2 separate regions of the Homo sapiens genome follow, and region 1 is linked to region 2. A link is an interaction called in ENCODE POLR2A ChIA-PET data of the cell type or tissue named here. Cell type or tissue: MCF 10A. All regions are shown on one strand. Each heading gives the region's core, and the rest is flanking DNA. Links, peaks and the distances in the headings are about the cores only.

Evidence for each region. Peaks named below come from ENCODE experiments on the same cell type or tissue, not always from the same donor. Only the 100,000 strongest peaks of a DNase experiment are listed, where the experiment ranks them.
Region 1: POLR2A ChIA-PET joins it to region 2 with 5 read pairs; 2 of 35 experiments call an interaction of 5 or more read pairs at or near these places.

The regions. Positions count from the first base shown.
Region 1 is chr9:109,067,473-109,075,094 of GRCh38, forward strand. It overlaps TMEM245 (transmembrane protein 245), which reads right to left. Exons shown (of 18, transcript NM_032012.4): 9 at 5,884-5,966. Among named protein-coding and RNA genes, the nearest start is that of MIR32, 25 kb to the left of the region's middle. In MCF 10A, for the core only: no CTCF peak of the experiment used is centred there; no DNase peak of the experiment used is centred there.
Region 2 is chr9:109,229,022-109,236,643 of GRCh38, forward strand. The region is part of intron 15 of EPB41L4B (erythrocyte membrane protein band 4.1 like 4B); the gene reads right to left. Among named protein-coding and RNA genes, the nearest start is that of FRRS1L, 66 kb to the left of the region's middle. In MCF 10A, for the core only: no CTCF peak of the experiment used is centred there; DNase peaks (open chromatin) are centred at 2,760 and 3,680.

The DNA.
Region 1 (7,622 bases), core at 789-5,788, 160 kb before region 2:
AGGTTAATCTCTATCACCTACTACCTACCAAGAGAACAACCCTGATTAAAAACAACTTAGTTTAGCCTACTGGGTTTCTCCCAAGTAAGCGAAGGGATAAGTGCAACTGAGAACCATTTCAGTGCCATCTCCTAATGAGGGTCCTGAGGCACAGGAATCAACAGGCTTGAGACAAGTCAGGAGAAAGCAGAAAATGAGCTCCCGACTAACAACTGCCGAAGACAAGAATCAGTATGTATAACATCATTATTTTCTTTAGAGCTCCACTAAGATGATCCTAATCTGTCTAATTTACCCACCAGCTTACGAGGCACATCCAGCAGAAGTCAAGGGACTACATGGGCCATATAAAACCACACCAAGTTGGAAGAAAGGACATCTGGACTTATTCTTAACTGTATCTTCTCCACTAGGAGTATCTACATGAATCCCCTACAAGGTCAACTGCCCTCCTGCTGACAGAATCCACTGAGTACTGAGAGATGCAGGAAACCATTATCATTATTTCATGCCGACCCCTACTATTTCCAATCCCATCCCCACCTATCTGCTGAAAAAGAATCAGACCTTCTATGAATCACCAAAGTCTAAGCAACTTCAAAAAGCCTTCCTTGGCCGGACGCGGTCACTCAAGTCTGTAATCCCAGCACTTTGGTAGGCCGAGGCAGGTGGATCATGACATCAGGAGATCGAGACCATCCTGGCTAACACGGTGAAACCCTATCTCTACTAAAAATACAAAAAAAAATTAGCCGGGCGTGGTGGCAGGTGCCTGTAGTCCCAGCTACTCGGGAGGCTGAGGCAGGAGAATGGCGTGCACCTGGGAGACGGAGCTTGCATTGAGCCAAGATCGCGCCACTGCACTCCAGCCTGGGCGACAGAGCAAGACACCATCTCAAAAAAAAAAAAAAAAAGGCCTTCCTTTTGGGAGGCCAAAGCGGGTGGATCACTTGAGGTCAGGAGTTCAAAGACCAGCCTGGCCAACATGGTAAAACCCTCTCTTACTAAAAACAAAAAACTTAGCCAGGCATGGTAGTGCGTACATGACTGTAATTCCGGCTACTTGGGAGGCACAGGAATCGCTTGAACCCAGGAGGTGAAGGTTGCACTGAGCCAAGATCACACCACTGCACTCCAGCCTGGGTTAGAGTGAGACTCTGTGTCAAAACAAAAACAAAAACAAAAACCTTCCTAAATGGAACATTAATTGGCAATAAAAAAGAACAAACTTGATACCTACAACATCTTGGATGAGCTTCAAGAGAATTATGCTAAGCAACAAAAAGCCAATCTCAAAAGGCTGCATGCTCCATGACTGGATTTACGTATTATTCTCAAAATGATTTTATAGCTATGGAGAACTGATCAGTGGTTGCTAAGAGTTAGGGAAATATTGAAGGAAAGGGTAGAGGATGGGTGTGGCTGTTAAGGGGTGGCATGAGGAAGCCTGCAATGTAACAGTTATGTACTGAGTGTGTTGATAGCTGACATGAAGCTACATAGAGGATGAAATCTGAAGGTCAGTGTATTATAGCAATGCCAATTTCCTGGTTTTATTGTACTATAGTTATGCAAGATGACAACACTGGAGGGGATGGGGTGAAGAGTATATGGGTCTTCCCTGTATATGTCTTTGCAACTCCCTGTGAATCTATAATTATTACTTCAAAATTTCAAACAAAAGACAAACCTTTCTTCTACTACCTGATCTGGGGCTGCTCAGATTGTGTGCCTTTGATACAGTTGCAGAGAGAATGCTGCTACTATTCAAAACCGGTACAAAAGGGCTCTGCATTGACTTCCAGTACAGAAGAATGACCCAAAGAAAAGGAGCCCTCTGGATGTGAGGGCTGAGGCTGAGCCCTAGAGGACAACATTTGGAAGGTCTATCATCCTATGAAAGGCTCTATCCACTTGCCTAGATCCCAGGTGGCTCCTTCCTAAAATCCCATACCTGATACATGTTGGTTCCTCCTTTTTCCCATTCTCCTTTTAAAATGTATTATATCCAAAGAGCCAGAGGACAGAAGACCTCACTTCTTACTTCAAAGATGTATGGCCCCTAATTTCCCGCCTTCCCCGCTCCACTGAACTCACAGTATTTATATCCATATCCATTCTGACCTGCTTTCCCCAGCTGTTCCATTCGTGCCATGGATTCATCTCATGCTTCATCCTCAGAGAAATGCACTAAGAATTATCTCTCTCCTAATATTTACAACCCCTTCCACTCTACCAGTTCTTTCCCTGGAGCATACAAACAAGGCTTCTCCATCTTAAAAAATTAAACAAAACTGCTCTATACCTCCTTCCCAGCTACGTTCCATAGGCAAACTTGGGAAAGAGCAGTCTATACCTGCTTTCTCTAGTTCCTCGTTCCCAATAATTTCTCATCACACTGCAATCTAATGGGCTTCTGCTACACCAATTAAATGAACTGCTCTTGCAGCTGCTAAACCCAATTTCACTCTTAGAAAATTTCTGCAGCAATTTGACATTGCTGACCACTACTACTGTCTCAAAACGTTCTCTTTCCTTGGTTTTCCTCTTACCTTTCTCATAGCCCATTCTCATTTTCCTTTGTGAACCTATTGTTTTTTGCTCACCCTTAAAGGCTTAAGATATCCACAGGGCGCACCTCCAGACATCCTCTCTGTACCTTACATACATTCTTTATGCTGATGCTTCTCAAAACTCAAGATCCAACCCAGACCTCTCATCTGATTCCTGGACTTACACAGCAACTGCCCATTTTTTAACTTCACCCCATCTCTCCTGAACCGCATACCTACATAGTCAACAGCCTACTGGATGCCTCTACTTACAACAGTCACCTCAAACTCAACAGGTAAACAGGGGAATTAGTTTCCCTACCAAATCTGCTCTTCTATTTCCTGTCTTGGTGAATCCACCATCACTCACTAATTTCCAAAGCTAGAAACATAAGTCATGCTAGATTTCTTCCTCCTATATCCAATTAATCACCAACTAACCCCCTTAAGACCTTATAAATCTGTCCCTCCTGTTCACCTCCACTGAAACTGTCTACAGTTCAGGGCTTTGTCACTTCTCATCTGGTTTACTCTAGAAGCTTTTAATTTGTCTCAAAGGTTTACATCTTGTATACCTTCAATCTTTTCTCCACAAAGCAGCTGAAAAGCCTGTTCTAGAATGAAATATGATGATTCTACTTCTCTACTTATATCCTTAATCAAAATAATAAACATATCTATCACTCCTAAAAATTTCCTTGCACCTATATGTATGTCCTCCCTAGAGCTCCACCCCAATCCACAGGCAACCATTAATCTTACTGTCACTACAGATTAGTCTGCATTTCCTAGAACTTTAAATAAATGAAATCGTACCATTTGGGCTTTTTGTCTGAATTTTTTCACTCAACTTACTTTTTTATTGTTGTTTTTTTGAGACATAGTCTTACCCTATCATCCAGGCCGGAGTGCAGTGGTGCAATCTTGGCTCACTGCAACCTCCGTCTCCCGAGTTCAAGCGATTCATGTGCCTCAGCCTCCCAAGTACCTGGGATTACAGGTGTGTGCCACACACCCAGTTCATTTTTGTATTTTTAGTAGAGATGGGGTTTCACCATATTGGCCAGGCTGGTCTCAAACTCCTGACCTCAGGTGATCCTCCCGCCTCGGCCTCCCAAAGTGCTGGGATTACAGGCGTGAGCCACCCACCGCACCTGGCCAACATACTTATTTTGAGAGTCATCCATGTTGGTACATGTATCATTAGTCCATTTTTTTTAATGCTGTATAATATTCCACTGCATAAATATACCACAATTTATATTTCAAAAGAAATATACTTCTTTTATGAAGATTCAAATAGGCCAGGCACAGTGGCTCATGCCTGTAATCCCAGCACTTCGGGAGGCTGAGGAGGGAAGATCACTTGAGCCCAGGTGTTCAAGACCAGCCTAGGCAACATGGTGAAACTCCTACAAAAAATATAAAAATTAGCCGAGTATAGTGGCTCATGCCTGTAGTCCCAGCTACTCAGGAGACTAAAGTGGGAGGAATGATTGAGCCCAGGAGATCAAGCCTTCAGTGAGACATGATTGTGCCACTTTAATCTAGCCTGGGTGACAGAGCAAGACCCTGTCTCAAAAAAAAAAAAAAAATTTTATTCTAAATCAAGTTCAAGTAATGTCCTAGGCAGGTTTTATATAAAAGAATAAAGTAGAGGCAAAGGAAAAAAATCAACTTAAATCTCAACTTATAAGCCTAAAACTGGCAGAATATTTCCTGACTTATGACTGTCTTGAGGTTAATAAAAGGCAGGTCATACAATGTGTCATCAAGTTGTTAGGTGGATAACACAGCTCTGCTGAACATCCCCCACAAAAACTGAAAACCCTTCTTCCAGAAGCCAAATTACACAGAGATCCTATAAAACAGAAGTTGGCAAATTTTTCTGTAAAGGACTAGAGAGTAAGTATTTTAGGCTCTGCAGAACATATAATCTCTGCCACAGCTACTCAATTCTGTTTGTCCTTGAAGCCCCAAAACAGCCAGAGAAAATATGTCAATGAGTAGACATAGGTATGTTCCACTAAAACTTCATTTACCAAAGTGTTGGGAAAAGGGCTTGTGGGGTGCCTGTATAAACTGGCCACAAAAATATGGGACAATAAGTTGTGGAAAGCCATGAGAGGCCTCTGAGTAGAAAAGTCTCCGAATTGCCATCATGTTCCCATACTCAGAGCAAGACCTGCTCTCTTATCTGTAAACACTGTGTTCAAGGAGAAAGACACTCCCTTGAAACACTGGAATGTGGACAGATGTGCAGGCTCCTAGTTAAGCCCGCTCCCACTAGCTACTCTCCAACAAGTTAAAGATATGCTGTTTGAGCACAAAGGAGATTGATTTAAACCGCTATTGCTATAGATTACACCTATGATGTACTGCCTCCCTTTCAGTGTTTTCACCCTGAACATCTGCTTTTTAGATCTAAGTGATTACACTCAATAAACAGTGTGGAGACCAGAGCTCAGCGCCTTTTGCAGCCTCCATTATGCAACTGGCCCCGACTCCCACCTTCATGAACTCTTAACCTGTACCTGTCTCTTCTCATTCCTTTGTCGCCACCGAACTTCAGGTACCCTACGGGTGGTGTTGAGGCTGGTCCCCAACACAAAAGGAGGTGGCTGAATTTGGCCCTGGGCCATAGTTCACCTATCCTTCCTCAAAAATAATACAATATGGGAATATGTCAATAATTATAAAACTGGGCATGGTGGTGTACACCTGTAGTCTCAGCTACTCCAGAGGCTAAAGCAGGAGAACTGCTTGAGCCCAGGAGTTCAAGATCAGCCTGGACAACATGGTGAGACCTCATTTCTTAAAAATAAATAAATAACATAAATTTAAAAATTATATAGAAAGTTGAGGAGTTACAGTTTCCATGTTATAGTGGAAACTTTCCTTCAGTTGATCAGAAGCAGTGGTTATAAATGACTCTGCCACTGCGGAATTATTATCTCAAGTTCCTTAACCTTTGATCTTGTTTCCTCATGTGTAAAATGGGGATAATTTCTTCAATCTATCTCACACAGTCACTGTGAGGAACAAATGACATAAGACAGATGAAGTGCTTTGTAAATTATAAACATGCTGTAAACCTCAATTATAAAACAAAGTATCATTTACCATGAATTGTACCTAAAATCCTGAGCACTTTCCTCCCACCCTCTGTATTACATGACATTCTTCTTCAAAAATGACAATATTTATCAAAGCTCTGGCAAACCCTATCTTTTATCTTCCAATGCAGCTGCATCAATGAAGGTCATTTCGTGCAAACAGATGCTGAAACTAGGCCATTCATCTCTCTTCTTTTTCAAAACAATATTCTTACTTTGCCCACTCAGGGTGATTTGCTAGAGTTTCATTAATCAAATTACTTGTGACTTCAATCATGTGTACACTCTCTTGATGTACCTGTATTACAGATAAAGAAAGAAAAGAATCTCAGTAAAAAATAAACCCAATTTAACATTTATTTTTCTACTCTATTATTGGAACAATGCTTTGAGAGCCAAATAAATACACATCTTTGCTTTAATTAATTTAGAAACATGCAGCGCAAAGTTACTATACATTATATCTAATGATACGCACTACGGGAAATAAAAAGTACATGCTAGCTCCCTGTTCAACACATTACTTAAGAAAAAAATACATAAATAGATATGTTCAAATACTTGACACGTATATGTACATACATTTCATTTGCATGAATATATCGTATAAATGTGTTTGTGTATCTATGTAAGCAATATCAGCACTTTGTGAGCTAACAGGTTCATCACGCAGTGTGAGACAAACAGGCAAATAAGGAACTAACTTTTTTTTTTTGTTTTTTTTTTTTTTTTTTTAGCCAGGTTCTCGCTCTGTCACCCAGGCTTGCTGGTGTGTAGTGGCGCAATCTCAGCTCGATATAACCTCCACCCCCCACGTTCAAGCGATTCTCGTGCCTCAGTCTCCTGAGTAGCTGGGATTACAGGCACTCACAACCACGCCTGTCTAATTTTGTATTTTTAGTAGAAAAAAGGTTTTGCCATGTTGGCCAGGCTGGTCTTGAACTCCTGACCTCAAGGGATCTATCCACCTTGGCCTCCCAAAGTGCTAGGATTACAGGTGTGAGCCACTGTAAGTAAACTGCAACTAAGTAAGGTTTCTGAGTAAAAAAAGCCAACAGAAGCTGCACCTCTGAATTTACCTTGCCCAATAACCAACAAATTGAGGGAGATAAAATGGGAATTAATCAGTTGAAAAAAAATTTTTTCACCCAGGACATCCAAACAAGGAAAGAAACATAATCTGATACAATTTGGAACTCAGCCATCAGGTAAAGAAACAAAACATTCTGGAGCACAACAGAGAGGCGTAACAGCTCACTCCTAAACTGACCCCATCACCCAGGAGCTACACAGGTGAGCTGACAAATATATTACGATTCACGAGTAACAGGGAGAAAAGAAGCCACATCGTTATCCTTTTCTGATGACAGAGGGAAAGAAAGTGTAATGAGGGAGAAAAGGATAAATCAGAGGAAAGAGATCAAAGTCCCCCACCCACACCCACCCCTCATCTCTGTCCCTTTCTGCAGTGAAAGTTCCATAGTATGCCAGGAATTGAGTGAGACAGTACAAAGACTGACGGTATTTTTCCATGGGCATGGGTATGAGATTAACCAAGTAGCAAAATCACTAGGGCAAGTCACATACCAACCCAGAACAGAACAGAGTCTAGATACCCTAACAAAGATACATAGCCACCTAAGCCATCAAGTGATACCACTTCCAATTCTATCGGGCCCCAGAAAAGTAGGAAGAACACAAAATACAAACTGCACCAAGACGGGGAAAACAAACTGATTTCAGACACAATGAGGGGATAATCAACTCAGGTGCAATGCCTGAAAAACAGCCAGAATGAATAAGGCCTGACACGTTCTTGTGAGGACTTAGGCTAGCATTTTGTGGGATATGGAAAAAGAGAGGGCTGTAAGCTAAGGGACATAATCTTACTTAGATGTTTAAAGTAAGTTTGGACGCTGTGTTGAAAACAGACTAAATGAGGCTAAGGAACAAT
Region 2 (7,622 bases), core at 1,191-6,190:
AAACATCTCATATACCCTATAAATACATACACCTAATATGTACCCACACAAATTAATTTTAGAAAAGAATATCAACAAGAAGAAGAAAAAGAATATGTGGAGAATTAAGCCCTGGATTTCACTCACTTCATGTTCATGATTCTGAGATGTCAGGGTTTTCTTCTTCCATGGATCTTGTTACTTACACATTTCCAATGCAGTCTTCCTTGCTGAACAGAATTTACAACAGTAATAACTGCAGGGTTTCTTCTACCTCCTAAGTAACCAAATCATCAGCCATGCAGGCCAAGAAATCAACAGATTCCCCGCCTTTAACAGAATGCCCATGTCTGGATGGTCAAGAAGTCCCCCATAGGTACTACGCCAGCTGATGCAGTAGGAAATGCAATGAACTTCCCCTATCCAAAGTCGCATACATCTCGTCTGGATTGCTCAGTGCACACGTATCAAGTGCTGCCTGAACTTGGACTTACTCCTCAGCTATTTATGTCATGTGTCTTCACTCCAAGTTGGGGTTCCTGGCGGCGGGATCAGTGTATATGTAGCCCACACAGTAGACTCACAGGTAGCACACAAGTTCTCCACACACCTTCTGGAGGAGCTGGTTGGGACAAACTGGTTCCTGTTTTACTTTAGCCTCAATGGGGACAATTCCATATTCCTAATCAGAATTAACACATTGGGGATAAGCTGACAAGGACCTCAGTAGAACTTTCCAACTGGTAAGCCTCAGAAGGGTTGCAAGTGGGCTGAACCATTTATTCTCCCAGTCCTTGGAGTAAGTGGGCAGGACATGGGGAGCCTGGAGCTTCAAGCAGCCTTGTCTGCTTGTCCCAGCATGCTATACGTCACTTTCTATGTGTGCCAAGGACAAGAAAAAGTCAGGAAGCCCTGCCACTAGTCCATACCCAGTCCATTCGCCCGGAACTGTGGCTCTCCAATTGGGACTCTCTTAGGATAATTGACTCAAGTAGTGTGTTTTTACAGCAGATGGTGTCAGCCAGAATCATACCTCCTGATTGAACACCAGTGCAGTAATCATGCTCTTTAAATATTCACAGAGCAAAAAACCCCAAAATCTAACATTTTTGAGTGCCCAGTACTTCACCATCAGTTAACTTAATCTTCCAACAACCATTTGAAGAAAGGACAATTATTATTATCTTCATTTTATACATAAGGAAAGAGGAGCAGAAAGACCAAGGAGCTTTCCTCAAGTCATGTAGCTAGTAAATGGCAGAGCTGGGATTTGAACCCAGGTAACCTGGGCTCTCTGAATTGCTAGGCAATACTGCTTTGCCATGTGTTTGGAAGGAGCAATCTAATGACAAAAAAGGAACATGCATTGGTACTTAGCTTGGCTTTGCTGCTGTTTGCCTACGTGACCTTAGGTAACTCACTTATCTGGGTGGCAGACATTGCATTTTTGGACATTAAGCATTCGTATGCCAGGAACTACAGCTCAATGATATAATTTGATCTGTGCCATGTCCGACTGAGAGATGAGAGAAAGTACAATTTACTCATTCTGGTTTCCCAGATAGCTGTCGCTTATTTCAATTTTAATTTGGTAGAGACTAAACAGACTGATACATTGTTACATGTTCTTATTGAATTCAGGGAAAGCATACTATTTGGCAACAAGTAGAGTCTATATTTGAAACACTGTACCTTTTTCATAATGGATTTTCGAAGAAAATTGTATCGACATCTTAGAAGTGTCATACATTATGAATGTTGTATCTATTAATTAGGGATGATTTCTTATAGCAACTTAGTGGTCTTATATCTAAAAAAAAGACTAGTGAGAAGGTTGACTCTACTTCATCTTTCTTTTCAGAAAAGGTCAAAATTGGCCACAAGTGGTGGCTCACGCCTGTAATCCCAACACTGGGAGGCCAATGTAGGCAGATCATCTGAGGTCAGGAGTTCGAGACCAGCCTGGCCAACAATCAGGATGAAAACTCAACACTACTAAAAATACAAAATTAGCTGGGCATAGTGGTGCACGCCTGTAGTCCCAGCTACCCAGGAGAATGAAGTGGGAGAAATGCTTGAATCTGGGAGGTGGAGGTTGCAGTGAGCCAAGATTGTGCCATTGCACTCCAGCCTGGGTGACGAGTGAAACTCCATCTCAAAAAAAAAAAAAAAAAGGTCAAAACTGCATTTTTGGGTGTAGTTTAGATTCCTTTATAGAGACTAATTGGCCCAAAACTTTTCCAATTTGTATTTCTTTCAAGAAATGTTCCAATCAACTTTGCAAGCAATTCTGATGCTAGCACAGTTGATGTATGAATCCATGCTAGATGGGGAGCTCTTGATCTGATGATGATTAGTTACCTGGAGCCAAAGATGGCATCTTCTTCAACATACCAGCACTGCACAGAAACATAGCAGAACTTTATTCAATTAATTAGTTTTAGTGCATTTAAATTTTAATTCTCCTTAGGTAATTTATCAAATATCTATTCATAAAAGTTGCACTTTTGACATGAATTCCCTACTTGTTCCTAACTACATTATGTAGTCTCTGCAAAACTGCAGATTAACATCCCACATCCTAAGGACTGACAAGAGCCTTTGGGGTTCAGTAGTTCCTGGGTCTGAGTCCTGTGTGAGGTAGGACAGGATATGTGCTTCCATCTCTGAGTCTGGAATTTTCTTTTGGCAAACAACTATCAAATGATTTCAATAAATAGGTGTAAGCAGGTCCCGACATTTTTCTGCCAGAAAGGCTGTTGTGTTGCAATGCTATTCTTGCTAGGTTTTGCAATGGCTTCCTCATTGTGTGTGTGCCTTCACAGGTGTGCATGTGTGTGCAGTCCAGAGAATTACTATTTCATGAGTTGATTTTTGCTCAGAGGCTCATGACCAAGTTTATTCAATCTTTTTCTTGCCTAAAGAAAAAAAAATACAAATATAGTTGTTTTGCCTTACAACAGTCACTTCTAATAAGCTAGACTTTCCATTCTGGGTTTCTTTTTTTTTTTGATGGAATATCGCTCTGTTGCCCAGGCTGGAGTGCAGTGGTGCAATCTCCGCTCACTGCAACCTCTGCCTCCCAGGTTCAAATGATTCTCCTGCCTCAGACCCCCGAGTAGCTGGGATTACAGATGTGTGCCACCACACCTGGCTAATTTTTGTATTTTTAGTAGAGACGGAGTTTCACTATGCTGGCCAGGCTGGTCTCAAACTCCTGGCCTCAAATGATCTGCCCACCTTGGCCTCCCAAAGTTTTGGTATTACAAGCATGAGCCACTGTGCCCGGTCACTTCTGGGTTTCTTACAGATTTTTTTTTTTGGTGCGTCTCATTTCTGTGTTCCTGTGCCTTTATTCTGTTTTTTCAGGTGGCAACAGCATTAACAGACTTTCCCCTAACCACTTGTTTAAATACATCCTCAAACAGTGTTATATGAGAGACCCCAAAGGGACAGTAAGACAAAAATAATCATTGTCACGAAAGCTCAGCTGTGAGTGTAAAATAATGTCCACAAAGCAGATTCTTTGTCATCCTGTGCACTCTGACAGAGCTACGGCAGACTCAGGCATGAGCTGGGAAGTGTTATTTTTCCACTCCCCAGACGCCATCCGGCTCACTGAATGAATGAAATTAAAACATTATTCATCCCGGAATGTAGTTCAGGTTAGATGAATAAGATGCATAATCTGTTAAGAGTAGGTTTTAGACATTCTAATTGCACAAGACACCAATGTGAGTCAGAGTTGGAGCTGAACACTGGGTACGTGTTTCTAGGGTGATACAGATGAGGATTAATTTATTTTGGTATTCATTAGTGCTTAAAAATTTCCGCAAATGATCCTCTCTCTGTTCCCCAATTCTTGCAGGTTTTTCAGAAGCTTCTATTATGAACATCCTTAGTTGGCCTCCGAAGCTGTAACACTGATATGAATTTTAAGGGCTTAATGGTTTAATTGCCTTTAATACAGACAGTGTCCATTATTCAGCCAGGGAATGAAGCTGGTTGAGCATTAGCATAGCAACACCTCTTGCTTTTGAGGTCTCAGTGCAGAATGTGGATGTTTAAACCATTCACCATTCAGTAGGGGACGATTAGGAGGTTTCTGTGGGTTTCTTATAACATGAGCCTACAGGGATGTTCCTCTAATTATTCTAATCCTTTTTTAGTGGATGGCCTAGACTACAGCAGTTTTAATATTTTAAATTCTGCAGCCTTTCATCCAATAAAACCACAGGTGACTCTTGGGATGTGGCTGTAATTTCAGTTCCAATATATTGAAACTTTAATTGTAACTAGAAGTACATCCATCCTTCCTTGGTCAATGCACCAGGGAAATTCATGATGTCTGGGTGGGTATCTAAGAAGCCTGAGTGGAAAGTTATCAATACCCTCCCAAACAGGAAAGGAAACACAGATATTCAAAATCAATTCCTTTCCCTTTGCTATCTTTATGTTGCCCACATTCCCTTTTTCAGTTCTGCAGGGCAGTATCATGCTGACTGTTACCTGAATTTCTGGGAACCTACTTTTTTTTTTTTTTTTTTTGAGATGGAGTCTCGCTCTGTCACCCAGGCTGGAGTGCAGTGGTGTGATTTTGGCTCACTGCAGCCTCCGCCTCCCGGGTTCAAGCGATTCTCCTGTCTCAGACTCCTGAGTAGCTGGGGTTACAGGCATGCGCCACCAGGTCCAGCTAATTGTTTGTATTTTTAGCAGAGATGGGGTTTTGCCATGCTGGCTAGGCTAGTCTTGAACTCCTGACCTCAGGCGATCCACCAACCTCGGCCTCCCAAAGTGCTACGATTACAGGCATGAGCCACCACGCTTAGCCTGGAAACCTACTTTTAAAAAAATGTCTGGTAAATATCAACTCATTCAAGCCTTCCCTTTCCTCACTATTATAAATGCTAAGATGACATGGTTAATTGTACTTCATCAGCCTGATCTTTATTAAGGAGCATGACTCAAGAATAGGGGTTTCAGATGGTTCACAGAAAACATATAACAAACCGTCTTTAGAAAGATTAAAAGGTGCATAGCCTTGTTCACAGAGAATGTAATTAAAACAGAAATTCTGGATTTTACCCATCAGACTAAGTTAAAAAAAAAAAAAAGCTAGCAAAGGCTATGATTTGCTTCCTGTGAGGTCACAAAGGCATTGTCATAATTGCTGGGGGTGTCTGTGAGCTGGGGGGAGTATAAACAGGTGGAATATATTTGGAGAGAAATTTCATTAGACAATATCCAACTTAAATATGCACATACCTTTTAACCTGGATGCTACTTCGAGGGAATTTATTCTACAGATAGATTTGTTCAAGTGCACAAACACAAGGTACAAGAATGGCAGCACCACTGTAACTTGAGGGAGTTGATGCAGCTTAAATGTCCATCAATATTGATTGGTTAAATATATGCTCATTTATACATGGAGTAGCTCTAGATTGACAAGGAAAAATGCTAACAATGTTTGCTTCCAAGGAAAACTGGGGAATAAGAAGGTGGAAAGGAAAAGTAACTTTTGGCTATTTGTATTTGAATTTTTACTATTGTTTGTATTATCTATCTTAAAAAAGGCAACAGGCCAGGTGCAGTAGCTCTCCCCTGTAAACCCAGTATTTGGGGAGGCCAAGGCAAGAGGATCGCTTGAGCCCAGGAGTTCACACCAGCCTGTGCAACATGGCAAGACCCCATCTCTACAAAAATTTTTTAAAAATTTAGCAAAGCATGGTGGTGCATGCCAGCTACTCAGGAGGCTGAAGTGAGAGGATCACTTGAGCCCCGGAGGTGGAGGCTGCAGTGGGCCATGATTGCACCACTGCACTCCAGCCTGGGTGACAGAGACAGACCGTGTCTCAAAAACAAACAAACAAAAACAACAACAAAATGGCAACAAAGCACAGTGGTTCCCTTTTGTTACTAACTTTCCACTCAGTCTCCTGATAGTTAAAATCTTCCTCCAATTCGTCTAAGATGAAATCCCAAATTAGACAAGGTGGGAATGGAGCAGACGCTCTGTTTCAATTCTCCAAGCCTCTGAGTCCCAATCGTAGCAGCAGAATGGACTCTCAGCCATCTCACCAATTCTTTACTCTATGCCAATTCTGCCATGTGCAGATGGGAAAGCATTGTCCACATTCTGCCTGGACAGTTATTTCCTAGTATTCTCGGACAGAAATATCATTTCTATTTCTTTTTTCTTTCCTCAAAAGATCCCCATGGTGTTTCTGCTCTGAGTTTGTTAGTTTCAAAGAGACATGTCTTTATATATGTGTTAATGCTCTTACATCTGATCTGTCCTTTGGAACCAAACACCCCTTTCCCTTTGTAAACTTAGAATATACATCTCAAACCATCAATCTATTAGAAATACCATTTCTTCAGCTAGACTTTTTTTTTTTTTTTTTTTTTTTTAGATAGAGTCTCACACTGTCACCCAGGCTGGAGTGCAATGGCGTGATCTTGGCTCACTGCAACCTCTGCCTCCCTGGTTCAAGCCATTCTTCTGCCTCAGTCTCCCAAGTAGCTGGGACTACACAGGCACACACCACCACGCCCGGCTAGTTTTTGCATTTTTAGTGGAGACAGGGTTTCACCATGTTGGCCAGGCTGGTCACGAACTCCTGACCTTGAATGATCCACCTGCCTTGGCCTCCCAAAATGCTGGGATTACAGGTATGATTCACCACGCCCGGCCTTGAGCTATTTTGAATCTCTTTGGCCTGTTTCTGTCCACATGGACAGCTACGACCTTACGAACCACTAAAAATTCTTACCATCTAGCATCAAACACTGCGCAAAACATCTTTTGTATATAATGTCATTTATTGATAATTCTCTTATCAGTGAGATACTGGTAAATTCCATCTGGGGATGAGGAAAATGAGGTGTCCAGAAGAAATTGGCCAAAGGTCCCATGGCTAGTAAGTGGCAAAGCTGGGATTCAAATCGTGTGAGATTCCAAAGCTTCCACACTTCACCTAATCAGAGAACTATGGGGCTCTTGTCCCTTGACAAAACCAGACCACCACACTGTGGACCCTTTAATCCTTCTCTCATCTGGCTGGCAATGTCTTGCCATTTTACTTCTGCAAACTTCCATCTGTTTCCCAATCATGGGCTCCAGTCTTAGCCCAGGTGCTTAGACTGGTGTATACACACGCCCAGTCCTTCTCCAACAGCTGGAATTCCCTAGTCCCTTGCTTCTGAAGTGGGAAGGGAGGGCAGAACACACACTTGGTTTGATAGATTGCAGGGGGCCAGTTAATGATGAAATTAAAGCCATATAAAGAACCACTAGAATGCTCGCATTTTTCTGCTTCACCTTGGGCCTAAGGAAGTGCATAGCTTTGCTGAGCAGACAGATCTAGTTACTTATTATGATGTGTCCATCCATTGACTTAACATTATGCCTATTTAAAAAAAAAAAAAAGAGTTGACCTCTACTGAGAGTTAAAATTGAGGCATTAAAATAACGATGAACACAAGCAGATAAGTAGCTTTGCTTTCCAAAAGTGAAAAGCAAACCTGGACTGCCCACCTCAGGCTGTCCTGGGCTGCTAAAATGCAGGATCTTGGGTCTTACCACTGACCATTTAGAATGCCACAATCCACATTTTTAGTAAGTTGTCCAAGCCATTCTT